Regions from separate parts of the Homo sapiens genome. Here all the other regions are linked to region 2. Evidence: read pairs that join two places in POLR2A ChIA-PET (ENCODE). Cell type or tissue: OCI-LY7. All regions are shown on one strand. Links, peaks and the distances in the headings refer to the core of each region. The heading gives the core; the rest is flanking DNA.

Evidence for each region. ChIA-PET counts read pairs that join two places held together with the same protein. Peaks named below come from ENCODE experiments on the same cell type or tissue, not always from the same donor. Only the 100,000 strongest peaks of a DNase experiment are listed, where the experiment ranks them.
Region 1: POLR2A ChIA-PET joins it to region 2 with 16 read pairs; 4 of 35 experiments call an interaction of 5 or more read pairs at or near these places.
Region 3: POLR2A ChIA-PET joins it to region 2 with 13 read pairs; 16 of 35 experiments call an interaction of 5 or more read pairs at or near these places.

Annotation. Positions count from the first base shown.
Region 1 is chr2:196,114,638-196,121,183 of GRCh38, reverse strand. No RefSeq gene overlaps it. Among named protein-coding and RNA genes, the nearest start is that of DNAH7, 49 kb to the right of the region's middle. In OCI-LY7, for the core only: no CTCF peak of the experiment used is centred there; no DNase peak of the experiment used is centred there.
Region 2 is chr2:196,237,188-196,243,733 of GRCh38, reverse strand. It overlaps HECW2 (HECT, C2 and WW domain containing E3 ubiquitin protein ligase 2), which reads left to right. Exons shown (of 29, transcript NM_001348768.2): 20 at 1,530-1,650; 21 at 3,172-3,285. Among named protein-coding and RNA genes, the nearest start is that of HECW2-AS1, 20 kb to the left of the region's middle. RefSeq lists an enhancer at 2,476-2,525. In OCI-LY7, for the core only: CTCF peaks have their summits at 2,162, 2,363 and 3,350; DNase peaks (open chromatin) are centred at 1,303, 2,343, 3,353 and 3,973; H3K4me3 peaks cover 2,410 bases; H3K27ac peaks cover 4,083 bases.
Region 3 is chr2:196,154,139-196,160,684 of GRCh38, reverse strand. It overlaps STK17B (serine/threonine kinase 17b), which reads left to right. Exons shown (of 8, transcript NM_004226.4): 3 at 4,034-4,246. Among named protein-coding and RNA genes, the nearest start is that of STK17B, 14 kb to the left of the region's middle. RefSeq lists an enhancer at 1,175-1,675. In OCI-LY7, for the core only: no CTCF peak of the experiment used is centred there; no DNase peak of the experiment used is centred there; H3K4me3 peaks cover 430 bases; H3K27ac peaks cover 678 bases.

The DNA of each region.
Region 1 (6,546 bases), core at 1,101-6,100, 120 kb after region 2:
CTAAAAAAGAAAAAGGGCCGGGCGCAGTGGCTCACACCTGTAATCTCAACACTTTGGGAGGCCAAGGCGGGTGGATCCCCTGAGGCCAGGAGTTTGAGACCAGCCTAGCCAACATGATGAAACCCCGTCTCTACTAAAAGCACAAAAATTAGCCAGGCATGGTGGTGGGCACCTGTTATCCCAGCTACTCAGGAGGCTGAGGCAGGAGAATTGCTTGAACCCCAGGTGGTGGAGGTTGCAGTGAGCCGAGATCACACCATTGCACTCCAGCCTCGGTGATGAGCAAAATTCTGTCTCAATAAAATTAAAAGAAATACATAAATAAATAAAAAAGAAAAATAAAAAGCCAGAAAAAGTGATGAGACTGACCACAAGCAAAAAATGGAGGGGTCAGCCTTGGGTAGAGGAAGGAAGAATAGTTTTCTTCTCATGGACAAAAATGAAGAAAAAGAAGGTGGATGATAATAGAGATGTGAAGTAGAGGGCTAATCAGTTTTTCCTTTACTAAGAAGATTGCAGCCAGTCTTCTGCTGAGAGTGAAGAAGATGAAGGTGGGTGTGGCTTGAAGAGAGAAAATTTGGCAAAAGGTGAGTGACAGAATAGTCCTTGAGCAGTGTGTGTTAACACTATAGAGCTTATAATCTATCAGGAGAGACAGACATTAAATACCAAATATTTTCATTTACGATTAAAGAGTTTATTGAATAATCGTTGGAGCCAAGCAATCTTTGTGATACTAATTTATCATTTCTGCCTATATTTTTCCCTTTTCCATCAGAAGGCTGTGCTTCTTTGTCTCAAGGGAGATATATTATTTTACTCAAAATGGGGGGAAAAACTCGAAACTTTCCTCTGGGGTTTTATTTGTAAATACTTTAGTCTTTTGGGGAAAGTACAGTTTAAAAAGAATAGAAAAAGCTCAGAAGCAAATAAGGAGAGATCAATCTCTGGATTTTAGAGCAGTGACAAGAACCTTGCCCAGTTCCCTAGTGCATGTTGAGAATATCGCAGGACCTTGTAGAGAACCATCCAACACCAAGAATGTGGCTTCTAGGGCTAAGATAAAACCAAAAGTTGTGTAGGGGTTAACGTTGTCTCTGGAATGAGCATGGGAGGGGGAAGATAGCATTGTGCCTGAGAAGAGTTTCTCATGTGGATCTTATTACAGCTATTCTTTTATTTTGGACAACAACAACATGAACTGAATGTTCTTCACTATAAAAGCAGTAGATTTCATGTAACTAGTTCTAACCGTGTCTCTTGGTGGAAGCTGGAAGTATAAAACCACAATACAAGTCCCTGAAGGTAATTCTACCATTGCTAAGGGCACTGTAGGTTGGCCAACTCACCAGTCATAGCCAAGGTCTTTCTCCCTTGCCTGCCTCCACTATAGAGGCTATTCCAGCTCAGTTGGAATTAGGGATGAACTGGAAGTCTGCTGGGTGGCTTCTGAAAGGCTTTTGATACCTTGATGAAAAGCAGAAATGCTGCTGACAGCCTTATACCTCCTCACCTTGTCCTCAGGGACAAGGGAATGTTGGAGATGCTGGCCCTGACATTATTGACCCACAGAAGTCACTGGAGCAGTAACAGCAGTCATCTCCTTCTTGACTTTTCAGTATATGATTAAAATAAACATCTGTTAGATTAAGCTATTTTCTTTTGGGTTTTCTATTATTAGCAGCTGAAAGCATCTTAATTGACATAATTATCCATGTTTCCCAAACTCACATTCCTCATAATGTGGCAAAGATATGTGGCACTAAGAGTTCTGTGCCCAACTATGTTTTGGGAACACCATATTTAACAGTGTTAAACTTGCATTTTTACTGCAGGATTCTTTGGAGGCTTTAATTTACACAAGGAATCTTCAAATGAGGATTGTAATATGTAATGTATTTCATAATTACTTCAACCTTACTAACATCTTTTTAAATATTAAGCAAGGACACTTATTTGGAAAACAAGGTACTAGATGTTAAAGCAATGTGGTCCAATAATCTCCAAAGATCTGGCTTATCCCGGAATTGAATTCAAGTTATTTTGTGGGAACACATCAGTTCTTGTACTGGAGAAGGGCCTGGGAAGGGCAGGCTCTTAGAAATTATTGATCCAAGTAAGACCATTTCAGTAATCCTCTTTGTAGCACTGTAAGCTTCATACCTTTATTAGAAAGCAGCAGTAGGTTCCAATACAACATGCTCTGGTTCTCATGGGCCCTCAATATCTTGAAGCTTGAATTTCTTGATACAAAGTCATTGTCAAGGCCTTCTGCTGGGGACTCAGCTTGGCCATGCCTTGGCTTCCAGAACCAGGAGACTGCACTCTCATGCCTCCTTTAACTCTATCAATTTACCTCTTTTGCAATATTTTCCATACCTGAAAATACAGGTCTTTCCATATCTTCTGACTTATCTATCAAAGCTTTCTAGTGAGAATAGGGAAGTTCCAACATTTTCCCATATAATTTACACACACACACACACACACACACACACACACACTTTTCCATCTTTTTAGATGGAAATGTAACTTTTTCTTGCAGGAAACAAGCCAATCATCCAGCTTGTTGAAAAGTCCTTCCCTGTAAAACACATTACTAAAGGCCAGGTGCAGTGGCTCACCTGTAATCCCAGCACTTTGAGAGGCCAAGTCTGGTGGATCAGTTGAGTCCAGGAGTTCAAGACCAGCCTGGGCAACATGGTGAAACCACGTCTCTACAAAAAAATACAAAATTAGCTGGGTGTGGTGGCAGATGCCTGTAGTCCCAGTTACTTGTGGGACTTCGGTGGAAGGATCGCTTGAGCCCGGGAGGTCAAGGCTGACATGAGCTGAGGTCGTGCCACTGCTCTCCAGCCTGGGCGACAAAGTGAAACCCTGTCTCAAAAATAAAATAAAATAAAATAAAATATACTAAAGAAAATGTTCAAGAATGCCTCCAATGGATAGGGTGGGTGAAACTGTGGTTGGGTCAGATGAATTATCTCTCACGTTTAGGTCCTGTGCCAACCCTGTGCTATGATCAACTCCCAGAATAAGCAAAAAATGGATTATTTTATAATTAGTTGCTAGGATTCCACTCTCTGTGGTTTCACCACTGGAATTTAAATTTAGTGATGGCAATACCCCTTTGAAAGGCCAAAGGAAAGATATATGCTAATTATACTGATATTTCTAGCCAGATTGTAAAATGCAACTGGGTCACCAATTACAGACACAATTGCAAGTGGACAGTTGCTCCAGCTATACTGAATAACAAACAATGGCTGCAAAATATATGTGGGGAAAAGAATAAGAGGGAATTATTGAATTAACAAAACACAGATTCTCCGTGTTCTATAATGCATATCACAATCCTCCTTTACTCTCTCTCTATATATGTCGATAATCATGAATAAATCTATGAGACTTAATGATCTTTCCTCATTTCAGCCTGGATCATTTTATGACTAAATTTTGTCATTTTTAGAATTGAATTAATTGCCTGTATAGTCATAGAAAGTCAAATTTTATAGATAAATTATTGTAGTTTGTTTCTTCTTTTGAAAGCAGTCGTTAGCCCAATTTAATAAGAACGTGATTAGGTTTTAAATTGGGATTTGCACAAAAAGGCCTCTGAAATAAGTGAATATCTAAGTAATCACAAACTAAAGACCATAGAAAACAAGTTTAAAAGGAGAAAAAGACTTGGCCATTTATTTAGAGGCCTTTTTGGCTGCTTTAACCTGTGTGAACATCAACTACTTCTTTCTCTTACAAAGCAGCCGTAATCAGCTGTTTGCTTCTTTGATTCGTTCTGGTCCTAATTCATTTAATACTAATGATTAAGCATGGGATACTACAAATAAACCTGTCCCCTTTCTTCCCAGAAATAGAATAATTACAATGGCCAATGGCTGGGGACTTTTTTTATTACTAAATTTGCTAAAGATTTAATTACTTTGGCTGGGCTCCAGTACCCTTAAAGAACATTACAAATAATCCCACGATATTGCATCTAAGTAGTCAATTTAATTTCAGAAGTTGTTTACAATATACATTTTTATGAAATGGTGTGTGTGTGTGTCTATATAAAAATATTTCCTGTGGGTATGTTTATATTCTGAGACATATGATGTATAAATTAAAAGAGAAAGAATAAAGTTTGCCAAGGGCCCATTATGAATCAGGAATTATATGTGGTTCTTTTATTCAAGATGTTTCATTTAATCTCAGCAACCCTGCAAATCAAATATTATCCTTATTTTATAGGTCAGAAAACTGAGTCTCAGAGAGGTTAGACAACTTTTCAGAGTTACCTAATTAATTACCCTAAGCTGGGATTTGAGCTCAAGTTTACCTGACTTCAAAAGGCTTTGCCTTTCCTATCACACCAAATATTAATTACATTTCCTAAGAATAAATTTTAAAACCTGGGGAAAATGAATGGAATATGCATAATCTGAATTGAAAACAAATTGGATTAAAATTTTAAATTTTCATATGTTTGTTTAAAAAACCAAAAATGTAGCTGGACGTGGTGGCTCACGCCCCTCCCAGCACTTTGGGAAGCCAAGGCAGGAGGATCACTTGAGCTCAGGAGTTTGAGACCAGCCTGGGCAACATAGAAAGACTCCATCTCTACAAAAAATAAAAATTACAAATTAGCTGTAAACGGTGGTGCGTGCCTGTGGTCCTAGCTACTCAGGAGGCTGAGGCAGGAGGGTCACTTGTGCCTAGGATGTCAAGGTGGCCATGATCTGTGATCACTCCACTGCACTCCAGCCTGGGCAAAAAGGTGAAACCCTGTCTCAAAAAAAAGAAAAGTTAAAATTAAAAATAAATAAATATTAAATAATTAAAAATTCATCATTCATGAAGTCAATTAAAGTTAAAAGAGAATACTCTAAATTGCAATATTTGCTGCATTAACAGACTGTAGTATTTGTTAAATAGAAGAGAGAAACATGAACAATTCACTGCAATGTTTCCTGGTGTGCCGTTTGTACTACACAAATAGGTGTTATGCAGATTGTCTATATTCACACACAATTTACTATATGTGGAGCAGAAATTGGTATAAAACGAGTCTTCTATAATTCTCTATTTGTAATGTCTGAAAACTGTCTTGTAAAGACAGCTTTTTTCTTTTCTTTTCTTTTCTTTTTTTTGAAACAGGGTCTTGCTCTGTTTCCCAGGCTGAAGTGCAGTGGCACGGTCATAGCTCACTGCAGCCCTGAACATCTGGGCTCAAACAATCTTCCCACCTCAGCCTCCCAAGTAGTTGGGACTGCAGATGCATACCACCATGCCTGGCTATTTTTTTTTTAATTTTAGTTTTTGTAGAGACAAGTTCTCACTATGTTGCCAAGGCTGGTCTCAAACTCCTGGGCTCAAGTGATCCCCCCACCTCAGCCTCCCAAAGTGCTGAGATTACACGCGTGAGCCATGGCACCTGGCCTAGTTTGCCTACTTTAAAATGGAATGATTTGTCTTTTTTTTTAGAAAAAAATTTGTTCTTAATTATTTATTTATTTTGAGGCAGGGTCTCACTCTGTCACCCAGGCTGTGGAGTACAGTGGCACAATCACAGATCACTGCAGCCTTAACCTCCTGGGCTCAAGCAGTCCTCCCACTTCAACCTCCCAAGTAGCTGGGACTACAGGTGTGTGCCACCATAGTCGGATACTTTTTTTATTTTTTGTAGAGATAGGGTCTCACTATGTTGCCTAGGCCAGTCTTGAACTCCTGGGCTCAAGTGATCCTCGTGCCTCAGCCTCCCAAACAACTGAGATTATAGGTGCGAGCCACTGTACCTGGCCTGTATTTTTATGATTGAATTGTAGGTGTTCTTTTTATGCTCTAGATACATTAAGAGGATACTTTGTATACATTAAGAGCATACTTTGTATACTCCTCTTAATTTTTGAGGGACTACATCAAAGAAAACAAATATTAGATAAATCAGAATGTCTGATGTCGGCACTCAAAATTGAGATGTACACATAGTCACACAAATAAATAAAGGTAAAATTCTTTCATATTTTGACAGGGATGGTTTTTCATTAATTGCAATAATAAAACATTCCAAGAGTGTACAGATATACAAAAGAGAGAAAACAGTTAAGCCCATTATGGCGTATTTGGGTAATGAAGCATGATTATGTCTTCAAAATGGCAACTATGTTCTTCATGACTTCTGAGAATTTCTGATACATGAAGAGAAAAAACCTCACTTATGCCGTATGATCTCAGCTAAGTTTTTAAAAGTATGTAGAAAAATATCAAGAAACAAAAATGCCAGTATCCACAGCCATAAAAAAAGAATGAGTTTAGTCCTTTGCAGGGACATGGATGAAGCTGGAAACCATCATTCTCAGAAAACTAACACAGGAACAGAAAATCAAACACCGCATGTTCTCACTCATAAGTGGGAGTTGAAAAATGGGACACATGGATACAGGGAGGGGAACATCACACACTGGGGCCTGTCGGGGGGTAGGGAGCAAGGGGAGGGAGAGCATTAGGACAAATACCTAATGCATTTGGGGCTTAAAACCTAGATGA
Region 2 (6,546 bases), core at 895-5,894:
GAGGTGCAAGACTGTAGTCCCAGCTACTCGGGAGGCTGAGGCAGGAGAATCGCTTGAACTCAGGAGACAGAGGTTGGGTTAGCCGAGATCACACCATTGCACTCCAGCCTGGGCAACAAGAGCAAAACTCCGTGTCAAAAAAAAGGAAAGAGAAACAATGTTACTTTTACATATTATTAGTGATAATTACCATTGAATAACGTATAAAATATGCTTATATAATCTAGATATTCTCAGTACTTGGCACATGTTAAGAATGCAATAAATGGTCTGGCGCAGTGGCTCACACCAGTAATCCCAGCACTTTGGGAGGCCAAGGCAGGTGGATTACCTGAGGTCGGGAGTTCAAGACCAGCCTGACCAACATGGAGAAACCATGACCCTACTAAAAATACAAAATTAGTCGGGCGTGGTGGCACATGCCTGCAATCCCAGCTACTCAGTAGGCTGAGGCAGGACAATCACTTGAACCCGGGAGATGGAGGTTGCGGTGAGCTGAGATTGTGCCATTGCACTCCAGCCTGGGCAACAAGAGCGAAACTCCGTCTCAAAAAAAAAAAAAGAATCCAATAAATATTAATATTATTTATTCTTTGTGCAAGTGCGCACTTTGTGCAAGTGAGACAGGTGCCTTTTGCAATTATGTGTTATATTAAGATTTTACCCTGCAATATGAGATTTATGTAATTATGTGTCTAAAATCATTCTTGGTGATAGTGCATATCTAAAAGAAGTTTTGTAGGCCAGGTGCGGTGGCTCACACCTGTAATCCCAGCAATTTGGGAGGCTGAGGTGGGTGGATCACCTGAGGTCAGGAGTTCCAGACCAGCCTGGCCAACATGGCAAAACCCTGTCTCTACTAAAAATACAAAAATTAGCTGGGCATGGTGGCAGGCACCTGTAATCTCAGCTATTTGGGAGGCTGAAACAGGAGAATCACTTGAACCCAGGAGGCGGAGGGTGCAGTGAGCCAAGATTGCACCACTGCACTCCAGCCTGCTGGGTGACAGAGTAAGACTCCGTCTCAAAAAAAAAAAAAAAAAAAAAAAAAGTTTCATGAGGAGTTTTTTGGTGAGGAATTTAGAGTGAATGATTAAAACCTCACTCTTGGTGCCACTTACTTATATACCATGTACTTTCCATTGCAACTTCCTGTCTAATTGCCATGATATCATTTCAGCAGCAAGCAAAGACATTTCATCCTAACAGTTACTACTAGACATGAGTAACTCTGTTTGACTCATATTAGTTTCGACTGAAAAGGGGAACATACTTGAGAAACACATGGGCACCATTGTAACTATTCAAACAGAATTTTTATTCTCAACCAAAATGCCACAAAGAGGACGTCACTTAAGACCTTGGTTGAGGTTTGTTATATCCTTCAACTTGCAGAAATCAAAAATGCAGAAGTTAAGACAGTTGCCTCATTTGACTTGTTGATTGTGATAGCTTTTGTCCATGGTGATGTGATGAACATAAGGACGAGGCACAAATCCAGATTGTCCTCTCTTTGTGGTTTGCTGCAGGTACCCAGCGTGCCAATGCCCGGGCTCCAGCCCCTTACAAGCGGGATTTCGAAGCCAAACTGAGGAACTTTTACAGGAAGTTAGAGACTAAAGGATATGGACAAGGCCCAGGGAAGTTAAAGTAAGTCAAAGTGACACAAACCACATAATGTATAGATGGTGAAAGGAGAGGGCACAGTTGGGCCTCTAGGAAATTGATTGTGATTTGGGATGACTAGCCTTCATTTTAGTCGGCATAATTATTTTGGAATTTGTAAATTATAGGATCATCTAAAACATAGTCCTGGAATGAAACATGATTAAGCTTAACATTTTAAAACAAATAGTGAAGACACTGCCACTTTTCATGCAAAAATAAAGGCAAAATAAAAGGCTGATTTATTTTTTTCCTCTGAAAAGTATGTCTTTGTTGGTGCATAGTATATTCATTAGCTATAAAGCTATCCCAATGTCCTCCACTGCAAGTTTCTGTCTCCTGAACTGACCTGAGTGTAGGAATAGTGCTCAGCTCTGTTCAGTTCTGTGAAACAAACTTCACAGCAGAACATGTCATGAATGTTGTTTCGGCCTTTCTTCATCCATCTCCTCCTTTCAAATGGGGAAACTGAAACATCATCATGTTGTTTGGCCTAGAATTGTTTCCATTCCCTACTTACCCTTCTTTCTCTCCTCCCTGCCTTCACCCCTGTCCCACGTCCCCACTGGAGATCAGTCTGCCACTGAGAGAGGACAGAGGAGGGACGGTCTCCACTGGAGCACCCCTGTGACCCTGGGTGCCTGAGAGACGGTCCAGAGACCAGACCAACAGCAGCCCCATGGCTCACTGCCCCACCTGCAGGAAGGCTTGCTTGATTAAAATCCACCTTCATTGCCCTAAAAAATCATCTGCCTGCCCAAACACCATACTTCTCTGAGCTTTACTTTTCTCACACTTAACTTACAAAGGTCTAGGATGATCCAGCTGTCATGCATTCAGCCTCCCTATCATCTCTCTGCCCATTACCATTTACATTAAGAGCAAATTGATATCTATGGAAGGATGACTTTAATTGGCATCATCACAAGTAGATTAACCTGCCACACTCATCATTCATTTGTATCTGTCCCTTAGGGACTGTCAAGATTCACTTAATTTAACAATTAACAATTGGAAACTCCTCTGCTTTGGAGGATATTGAGAATTTTTTTTTTCCTCTTTGTTCTCACAGTCATCTTGCTGGGCACTTAATAATTGAATTCCTTGTCTACATGCATTGAGACTTAAAACATTGCCTCATAGAGTTGTTCTTGCTTTACTAAACAAAATGTATGGGCGGGGGGCGGTGTGTGTGGTGTGTGTGGTGTTGTTTTATGATCATTTTTTTTCTGGGATAAACTGATTTGACCATTTAGATAGGATTCTCCGGTTGTTTACACTGGTCATAGGTAGGGTACTCTACCAATGATTCTCTCATGTAACTTTTGCTAATGCTATTAAGAGTTCAAGACAAATGTGTACTTTATTGCAGACAGCAATGATATTAAGTAACATTCTTCTTACCTAGTTAATTGTGGCAAATGGAAATGTTCTAGAAAGATAAGTAAATTATCTTTAATAGTATAGTAATAATTTGTATTTTCTAAATTGTCTCTTTATGGACAGGTTAATTATCCGAAGAGATCACTTACTAGAAGATGCTTTTAATCAGATTATGGGCTACTCCAGAAAAGACCTGCAGAGAAATAAGCTATATGTCACCTTCGTTGGGGAGGAAGGGTGAGTAGAACAGAGAAGTGGCCTGTGGAACATAGGCTGTGGCCACAAGGCGGATGTTTCTCCACGTCGCTGTGGTTGCCTGAAACAGGAAATCCTTCTGCCAGGAAGTGCTGTTCTCATACACTTAAACCTTTGGGCTTTTTTTTTTTTAAAGGTCTCCTCTGGCTTTTAAATCACTTGACATAGAAATCCTTTAGTAAAAACTTGTAGCTTTAGATCATTTTTGAGAACAGAAGCCTAGTTCAGTTTCTTCTCTCCGGACCTCTCTTTCTCTTAAAGGGAAAAAGTAAGGCTTTACAAGGAAAAAAAACAAGGAATTGCATTTATGCAATTCCTTTGTGATCTGTGATCTTATTTTCTACCCTGCAGGGCTAGGTAGAACGTGCTTCCTCTATTAAATAAGTTCAGTTTCAGAAACATGAATTAGAATCTTGCTGTTCTACCCAGAAGCCTCCACAGAAGTAACTCTTGGGCCTTGGCTCTTATTTCTCTGCCTCCAGTTTTTCTCTTCCCTTGGGAAGGCAGCACACCTACCAACATTACTACCTAACATAAACAAACATGTCCCGCCTTCCATGACTCTTCCATGAGTGTGCTCGTCAAGATAAGGGTTAGGAAATGAAGCGGGGAAGACTCCTACACAGTGTCTGTTGTGCCCAAATAGACATAACTGTTATTACACATCACATTAGAAGAGGCCAGCTGTCATCCCTCCCAGACCCCTTCTTCCTCATTTCAGGTCTGGGTTCAAGTCTCAACATCTTCTTCATAACTCAGCAGCTGCTAGAGGGAATTTTTCTAATACCATACAATTGTCTGATTGTGTTCTCTGTGGCTCTTGTTGATTTGGATCATTTTAAGGCTATCCCTCTCAGTCATGCCTGGGAATAAAGTATATTAGATTATGGAATCATATTAGTGATATTGAACAAATTCAGCCATTCAGTACACAGTGGATGAAATAATGACTCCAAACTATAAAATAATTTGCATCTGCTGATGGAACTAGGGAATAGAAAAATCAGGATTCAAATTCAGGCCGTTTGTCTTTCATCTGGTACTCTTGGACTAGCTCTGGGACCTAAGCAAAACTCCTGCACTCCAGCCCATCTGAATTTTTTCCTATCTCTGGACATTTTGCCCATTCCAGCTAATGACTGATAACTTCCGCTCTTGTCACATGCAGTGCTGTGTAGTCTCCCAGCTATTCCTACATTAAGGTAAAGTAGTATGTGCAAACACACTATGACATGACAAAATTTGTACAGAAGTTTGCATGAGATCTGAGCCTTTCATTGCTGATGTGCATAAGTGGACTTCTCACTTGTGTTAGTTGGCTTAAAGATGAAGGTGCACAGTTGAAAATGAAGGCAAATGTTAGCCTAATCACCAGTATGCATGAGATTCCAAGTATTTCCTTACATAATCAGTCTGGTTTGGATGAGAATACTTTTCCTCCCCCAGAACTCCAGCTGCCTCCCTTCATTGTTGGACCAGAGTTTGTTGAGATCTCAAAGATATAGGGAAGAGTCTTTGGAAGCACTGATATTTAAGTTTGAATAGAACAGACGTTTATCATGACTGGTTTTCCTAAAGCAGTCTCCTCATGGTGTGGATTAATGACATTAGTTCCTAGGAGGAGGTCCAGGGTGAGTGGGGCTTGATGCCTCTGTATTTGATTACATTACATTGATGTCCAAATGCTTCCTGCCTCCATCATCTGTCTCCTTCCTGTGACATCGGAGGGAAAACAAGGGAGAGGATGTTCTAAGCTGTGAGCTCAGTTAGCAGGGACAATTTCTTAATCTGTTCACTCTGCATATGGTTTATTGAAGCTGGATTTCTGGACTCATGACTTTGTCAGGTCAGTATCATAAATTATTAGATATAGACTTTAATTTGCTATTGAGGTACCGAGGATACATATGCTGTTTTTGAGAGATGAAAACAGTAATTGTGCTGGAAAAATAGAAAGCTAAAAAAAATAAAGAAAGAAAGAAAGAAAGAAAGAAACCTTGAGCTACATAAAAGTAAGGAGCTCTTTTAGCCTTTGCCACCTTCTCAAACACACTGACTCTATCACATGAAAATGAACAACCCTAACTTTTTTTCTGGATTATAATACATACCCAAAGGGAAGAGCGACCCAAATTTTCCATTGAACTATAAAAATGGAGCTGGAGGTTTTCTGTTTTTTTGTTTTGTTTTGTTTTGTTTTTTGAGACAGAGTCTAACTCTGCTGCCCAGGCTGGAGTGCAGTGGCATGATCTTGGCTCACTGCAGCCTCCGCCTCCTGGGTTCAAGTGATTCTCCTGCCTCAGCCTCCTGAGTAGCTGGAACTACAGGCACATGCCACCACGCCCAGCTAATTTGTTTTGTATGGAGGTTTTCTGTTACTTTCTCTTTACCAATTCTAATCCCCTCAAAATGTATCATTTTGTAAGTTCTTCATGTCTGGGTCTAGTAATGAGCATTTAAAAACACATGTATCTGGCACCCAGATCTAAGAATCAAGGTTTTTAGAGAAATGGCTGATTCTAACACTAAGCAGGAAATATACAAGATGCAGCCCGAAGCATCTTTTGGTGTCTGCCAGAGATTAAAGAAATCCTCAAAAATCCCAGTCGTGGGGTATGTTGAAAAAACCCAGGAGCCAACTGAAAGAGTTCCCAATGGACAAAGCTGAGATAATTTGAGCAACAAAATAAATACAAGGCTATTGATTATAAACCAAAGTATAAAATAAATAACCATACTGATATAAATACATGGTTGAATACATAAATAAATGGGGAAGAATAGAAAAGTAGAAAAATATCTTTTGCAAAATATGGAACCAGCCCAAAAGTCCATCAATCAATGAGTGGATAGAGCCAACATGGTATATATATACACCATGGAATACTACTCAACCATAAAAAGGAACGAAATAATGACATTCACAGCAACCTGGATGGAATTGGAGACCATTATTCTAAGTGAAGTAACTCAAGAATGGAAAACCAAATATCTTACATTCTCACTCATATGTAGGAGCTAAGCTATGAGGACACAAAAGCATAAGAATGATACATTGAACTTTTGGGACTTGGGGGAAAGAGTTGGGGGTGGCAAGGGATAAAAGACTACACATTGGATACAGTGTACACTGCTCAGGTGATGGTGCACCAAAATCTCAGAAATCACCACTAAAGAACTTACTCGTATAACCAAACACCACCTGTTCCCCACAAATCTATTGAAATAAACAAGAATAACAAT
Region 3 (6,546 bases), core at 859-5,858, 83 kb after region 2:
TTAATTATTAGATCTTGATAAATTAGAAATCATGGCTTTTCATCTGCCAAGAATGTACTGAAAGTTCTTTCAATATTGTTACCAATTTTAATATCCTATGCTTTTGTGAAATGGAAATTAGAATCATAATCATTTCTTCTGAGGTTTGCACATTTTGAAAGTTATCTTTCTGAATCAACTTTTTTATTTCAGAGTGTTAGTGTTTAATAATTCATTTTCCTTTAGCAAATTAAAGGAAATTATGTAAAAGTTAACAGTTCATTTTTTACTATTCTCAAAAAACTTGAATTGTTCCTGTTTTTTAACATGTTGGGTAAGTTTTTTCTACCCCTCCCCCAACTGAGGCAAAGGTTTCATAGGACTTCTTGTGGTTAGAAGGGTGAGGCAGATTCAGAAATAAACGTCAGCTTCCTTTGTGGCTTACCCTCCCGCCTCCTTTCACATTTTATTGTGTATTCTAGAATGCAGAAGGGGAATGCAGAAGGGTAACTACTAGACCTTTTCGCTGCTGGGAAATCTAGTTAGCCTTGCCTTTTTAGGGTATAACTTAAGGATTATTTTTAAATGCTTTAACTTTTCTTAAATGTTTCAATTACATTTGGAATAGAAACATATTTTAAAGATCATTTTTTATACTTTTAAACTATAGCATTTTAGAATGGAAAACAAATATTTGGTTTTTTTCCTAAGTCATCTGATAATTATGGTAAAAATGTTTACCTTCATAGTATATAAATGAATACACACGCACACATATATATAATTTTATTGGAATCTCAATCTTTTAAGAAATACAAACACTTTAAGTACAGGATACAGAATAGCACAGTATATGGTATTATAGTGGGTACATATTTCTGGCATTCATTCAACAGATATTTCAGTTCCTATTATGTGTTAACAAACTGTAGATTTTATAATTACCATAATAATTAGGACAGATATGGTCCCTGCCCTCATGGAGCTTTTACTTAGTGGTGAACGTTGACAAATAAATAAATCATTATCCACATCATTTGGTCACCTTTGCCCTGGATTAATGAGTACTATACTTGTTTAAGAAAGCCTCTTGGGCTGGTGCAGTGGCTCATGCCTGTAAAATTTCAACACTTTGGGAGGCTGAGGCAGGAGAATCGTTTGAGCCCAGGAGTTTGAAACCAGCCTGGGCAACATAGGGAGACACTGTCTGTACAAATTATGTAAAAAATTAGCCAGGAGTGGTGGTGCGTGCCTGTGGTCCCAGCTACACAGGAGGCTGAAGTAAGAGAATCTTCTGAGCCTGGGAGGTTGAGGCTGCGGTGAGCTGAGATCCTGCCACTGCACTCCATCCTGGGTGATAGAGTCGAGACCCTGTCTCAAAAAAAAAAAAAAAACAACCTCTTGGTAATACCTGGAACAATTAGATAAGAAGTGTTATTTACAGATAAAATAAATAATAAAATTATTGCAGAACTGAATTGTCACAAGCACTACTATAAACTGTTTTTTCAGATGCACAGTTTTCTTGGCTAACTAGTTTCTGTTTCCTAAATTTTACAAGTGAATTTCTTTATAAAGCCCAAAATTTCCTTCCTGTTTTAGTCAAGTTTTTGCTTCGAAATCTAAGTAAGAATTGATAGAAGCAAGTGAGTTACACTTCTTTAACAAAACTGTTTTTTTGTTTTTTTTTTTTTTGAGACACAGTCTTGCTCTGTCCCCCAGGCTGGAGTGCAGTGACGTGGTCTCAGCTCACTGCAACCTCCGTCTGCCGAGTTCAAGTGATTCTCCTGCCTCAGCTTCCTGAGTAGCTGGGATTACAGGCATGTGCCACCAAGCCCGGCTAATTTTTTGTATTTTTAGTAGAGACGGGATTTCATAGTGTTAGTCAAGATGGTCTTGATCTCCTGACCTCTGGATCTGCCCGCCTTGGCCTCCCCAAGTGCTGGTATTACAGGCATGAGCCACCACGTCTGGCCCAACAAAACTATTTTAAAGGGAGGAATTGTTTTATAGTGATTAGAACAGAAAGTTAGGAATTCACATTTCACAGTTTTATTCTTGAGGCTCCGATTCCATTTATGAGCTTTCATGAGGTATTTAATCTTATTCTGACTCAATTTATCCAGTATAAAATTTATGAAACACCAGTGGATTGAATATAAAGGGACTAATTTTTGTGTGTGTGTGCTCATCGAAACCCATCAATTTGTATTCCTTCTGCATACAATGAGAAAATATTTTATAGTTAAGCATTCTCAAATCTTAAAACTGCTTTCAAAGAATCAGGTTTTTATATGCAAATTTATTTAGTTGATGTATTAATATATTTTGATAAATGTAGAAGAGTCAAATTATAGTTTGATTTCCAGTACTTTCCACTGACATCAATTTTGAGGAAATTTGGGTAATAAAAAGTAGGACTCTTTGTCATCTTGGCCTTTGCGAATAGCTAGTAAAATACAGTCAAGCAGTGTAGTCCCCCAGTTTCCACCCCGTACCCCCTAAACACCAAGTTTTGTTTTCCATGCTAAGAGTCTGATAGACTGTGTTAGAAATATATTGAAGGGAATTGAGGCAAGAGGAGTTATGGAACAAACATTGCTTCCTAAAGATCTTTTATTTATACCTGATTTGTTAGTATCAGAATCCAGAGAGTAATTCAAAATTTAAGGTAGAGGTTCTTAATTTTGGATCCCCTATACTCAGCCTTATAAGGTTTATGGATGGGCTTTAAGATCTGAAAACCCTCTGGAATTATATGTAAAACTTCCTATTTAAGGGCTTGTGTATATTTTTCTGGGTAGGCAGTCAATAGAATAGCTTTTATTAATTTCCCAAAATAATCCTTGACTCAGAATAGCTTTAGGCTTTTGTGAAAATAAATTTTTGGCCGCTGTAGACTTACAGTAACACGTATGCCAATAGAAATGAATTTTCGGTGTCTTTAAATTTTGGCAGAGGTACTAAGCACTGCCATTGGAGAGAGCTAAAAGCATACTTATTTCTAAAATGATAAACATGACCTTAATGGGTGTGTTTGTACATAGCTGTGATAACCATTATTTTCTTAGTTTATCATGAAGTATCTTTGAATATTTTCTGTAGGACACATATACCTTAGTTATCTGTTACAGGCTTCAAAGACTACTGAGCATTACTAAGAGACATATTGCTAAAACAATTGACAATTGTGATAGTTTCAAAGGTGGTAAAAATTGTGTTGAAAGGAAAAATTACTAATAAAATTAAATAAGTCAAATACCCATTTTTGCATTCACTTTAATTTCTTATATTTAAAGGTAAGCTATTCTAATTAGAGAGTTAACATGATACCCTATGAAGGGTACAGTTTTTGGAAATAGACCTGAGTTTAAATCTTTACCTTGACTAAATTACATATCTTCTCTGAGGTGTGAAGAACAGGAGAGCATTTATTATATAGGATTGTTGTGATACTTAAACACAATAATTTATATCAAGAGCATGGCATGGAGTTGGTGTGCAAATGAGATTATTTCCCTGCAATGATAATGTATCTTTTTTTTATTTTTTTTTTGAGACAGTCTCACTCTGTCACCCAGGCTGGAGTACAGTGGCATGATCTTGGCTCACTGCAACTTCTGCCTCCCAGATTCAATAGATTCTCCTGTGTAGCTGGGATTACAGGCATGCGCCACAACGCCTGGCTGATTTTTATATTTTTAGTAGAGACAGGGTTTTGCCATGTTGGCCAGGCTGGTCTTGAGCTCCTGACCTCAAGTGATCTGCCTGCCTCGGCCTCCCAAGATAATGTATCATTTTAGTAGTGAAGAATAAATATAATTCTGTCTTATCCTGTTGTTATAGTTTGCCATTTACATTTGTACGTGATAGCACTATAAATTTTATAAAAGTACGTATGATATTTGAATCAATTTAGAGAACAAAGATAAATTCCTAATGACACAGATATTTCAAAGAATTGACTTTAAGTTGGAGGTATAACAGAATCTGTAATATACTAACGTTGTTCTCTGCAGAAAAATTAAAATTGATTGTTCTCATCTTCCCCCAGAGGAAAATTTGCTGTGGTTAGACAATGTATATCAAAATCTACTGGCCAAGAATATGCTGCAAAATTTCTAAAAAAGAGAAGAAGAGGACAGGATTGTCGAGCAGAAATTTTACACGAGATTGCTGTGCTTGAATTGGCAAAGTCTTGTCCCCGTGTTATTAATCTTCATGAGGTCTATGAAAATACAAGTGAAATCATTTTGATATTGGAATAGTAAGTATATACTAAATAGTACCTATTTTAGTTGGTATGAAAAGATGATTAAAATGTCAAGAATAAGAATGATAAAGGTGTGACAAGAACTTGTAAAGATTCCTGTTAATAAAATGTAAAAGGGACCTAATTTATATTCAGATATTTTCATAAGACTAAATGTATAGCCTCGGGCACATACACAAAAACTAACAGCACAGAATAAGCAAATGACAAATACAACATTTGAGGAATGTGGAGAAATGAATATACATTATTTTCTTAATGGCTAATTGATTGAATTTTTCTGGAACACAATCTGATGGGCAGATAGAATTGAAGTAATTTGTATATTTTCTTCATCTATTTGAAAAATACCTTCAAGAAAATAAGAATAGAAAGGAGAATTGAAGTAATTTGTATATTTTCTTCATCTATTTGAAAAATACCTTCAAGAAAATAAGGAGAATAGAAAGGTAAACTGCATAAAACTTTGCTTAATACATTGTTTGTTAAAGAAATACATTTGGTATATGTAATGTGTAAAGCACTATGTTAGTTGTAGCAATAATAAATATATCTCTTGCCACAAGTCTGTGAAAAAGTGAAAACACCCCCAGTATTCTACAGTTCACCAGGTGGTAGGGGTAGAGGATTGTTAAGGTAACCGGTTTGTTACCTAGTATATTGACATGTGACTCTTACAGAGTGCCTTTGTTGCATGATTGTCTGTCACGTTTATTCTAAGGATGTAAAATGTGTTTGAACATCTGCAACAACTGGAAGAGATCAGCTAGATTTATGTTTAGTATACCTTGGGTGCCAATAGTTTTTAATGAAGTAAATATATTTTATGATAAACCAAGAAGAGATAAGTGTTTATTTTAGTAAAAAATGTATTGCTAACTATAGTAATTCTTTTTAGTAACTAACTTGCATCATTGCCTTTTTAAATTTAAAGGTATATTAACCTTATTTTTGTATTTAGTTATTTTAAAATTAATGTTTTTGTTCCACGAAATAGATTGGCTGGAATCAACTTGTGAATGAAAATGAAGATTTTGCAAAATGTTAAACTGACAAGTAGTTCATTTAAGAATGAATACTATGTACATTTCCCAGAACCGTCTTAAGGCGTGTTATATAGCACTTTCAAAATAAATTAGAATTGCAGAAAAGGCCAAGATACTACCAATATGATTTCAGTTTTCATATATTTTGTAATTATTTTTGTCAAAGATTCTTCAGCTGACCTTTAAAAAGTTACCTACTTGCATAACATCTGCATGTTTGAAGTGTGTAAAAAGTAGCTAACATTTGTCAAAACAGTAGTGGAATACTAGGTTTGGAGGATGAATATACATAAGAACATTGACTATTTTCATAAAATCCTCTTTTGGGGGTTCATCCAAACAGCAACGACAAAATACATCGGAAAGATTTGAGACATTTTATGGATGGACCTTGTTCATACTCCGGAAAATTGACTCAGGTACCTTACCCAGTAAACTGGCAGAACTTACTGATCTCTATACCTCTGGCTGAAATGTAGCAAGCACTCAGAAAATGTTTAAGTAGATTAATGTATTACATTTCTTACCAGAGTGACTAAGACCCACTAAAATTTATTGCTAGAACTTCGGCTTAATTACTATGCCTTCCGCTTTTGGGGTGGCATTGTCACATTTAGTAGTCTCAGTTGAAGGTAAAAATTTAATCAGGTTTAGTTGTTTTAGTAGTGTGGCATAATTTTTATATGGTGAAATTAAAACGGTGGAATCTTTAATAACTATCACCCAGTCAATTCTGTCCTCAAATCATCCTACACACTTTTTCTTCCCCAACTCTTATTTTACAAAATTCCAAATCTATAGAAAAGTTGAAAAACTAGTACAATTAACATCCTTATACTCTTCACTTTTACTCACCAGTTGTTGGCATTTTGCCACATTTACTGAACCATTTGAAAGTTGTAGGTATTATGATATTCCTTTTTGTGCTGAAGTATTTGGTGTGGGTGATGATGTGTATTTATTGTATCACATCAGGTGGCAATAAAGTCAGGTTTTATTACTGGTTTTGCTAAATTTGAACATGCTTAAGGTGTAGTCTTCTAGCTCTCCTCATTGTAAAGGAACATTTTCCCTTTTTAATTAATCTGTGTAGTGATATTTACAGACCATGTGATTATTATCTTTTGTTGTTGTTGTTGTTGTTGTTGTTGTTGTTGTTGGAGTCTTGCTCTGTCACCAGGCTCGAGTGCAGTGGCGCGATCTCAGCTTACTGCAACCTCTGCCTCCTGGGTTCAAGCGATTGCCCTG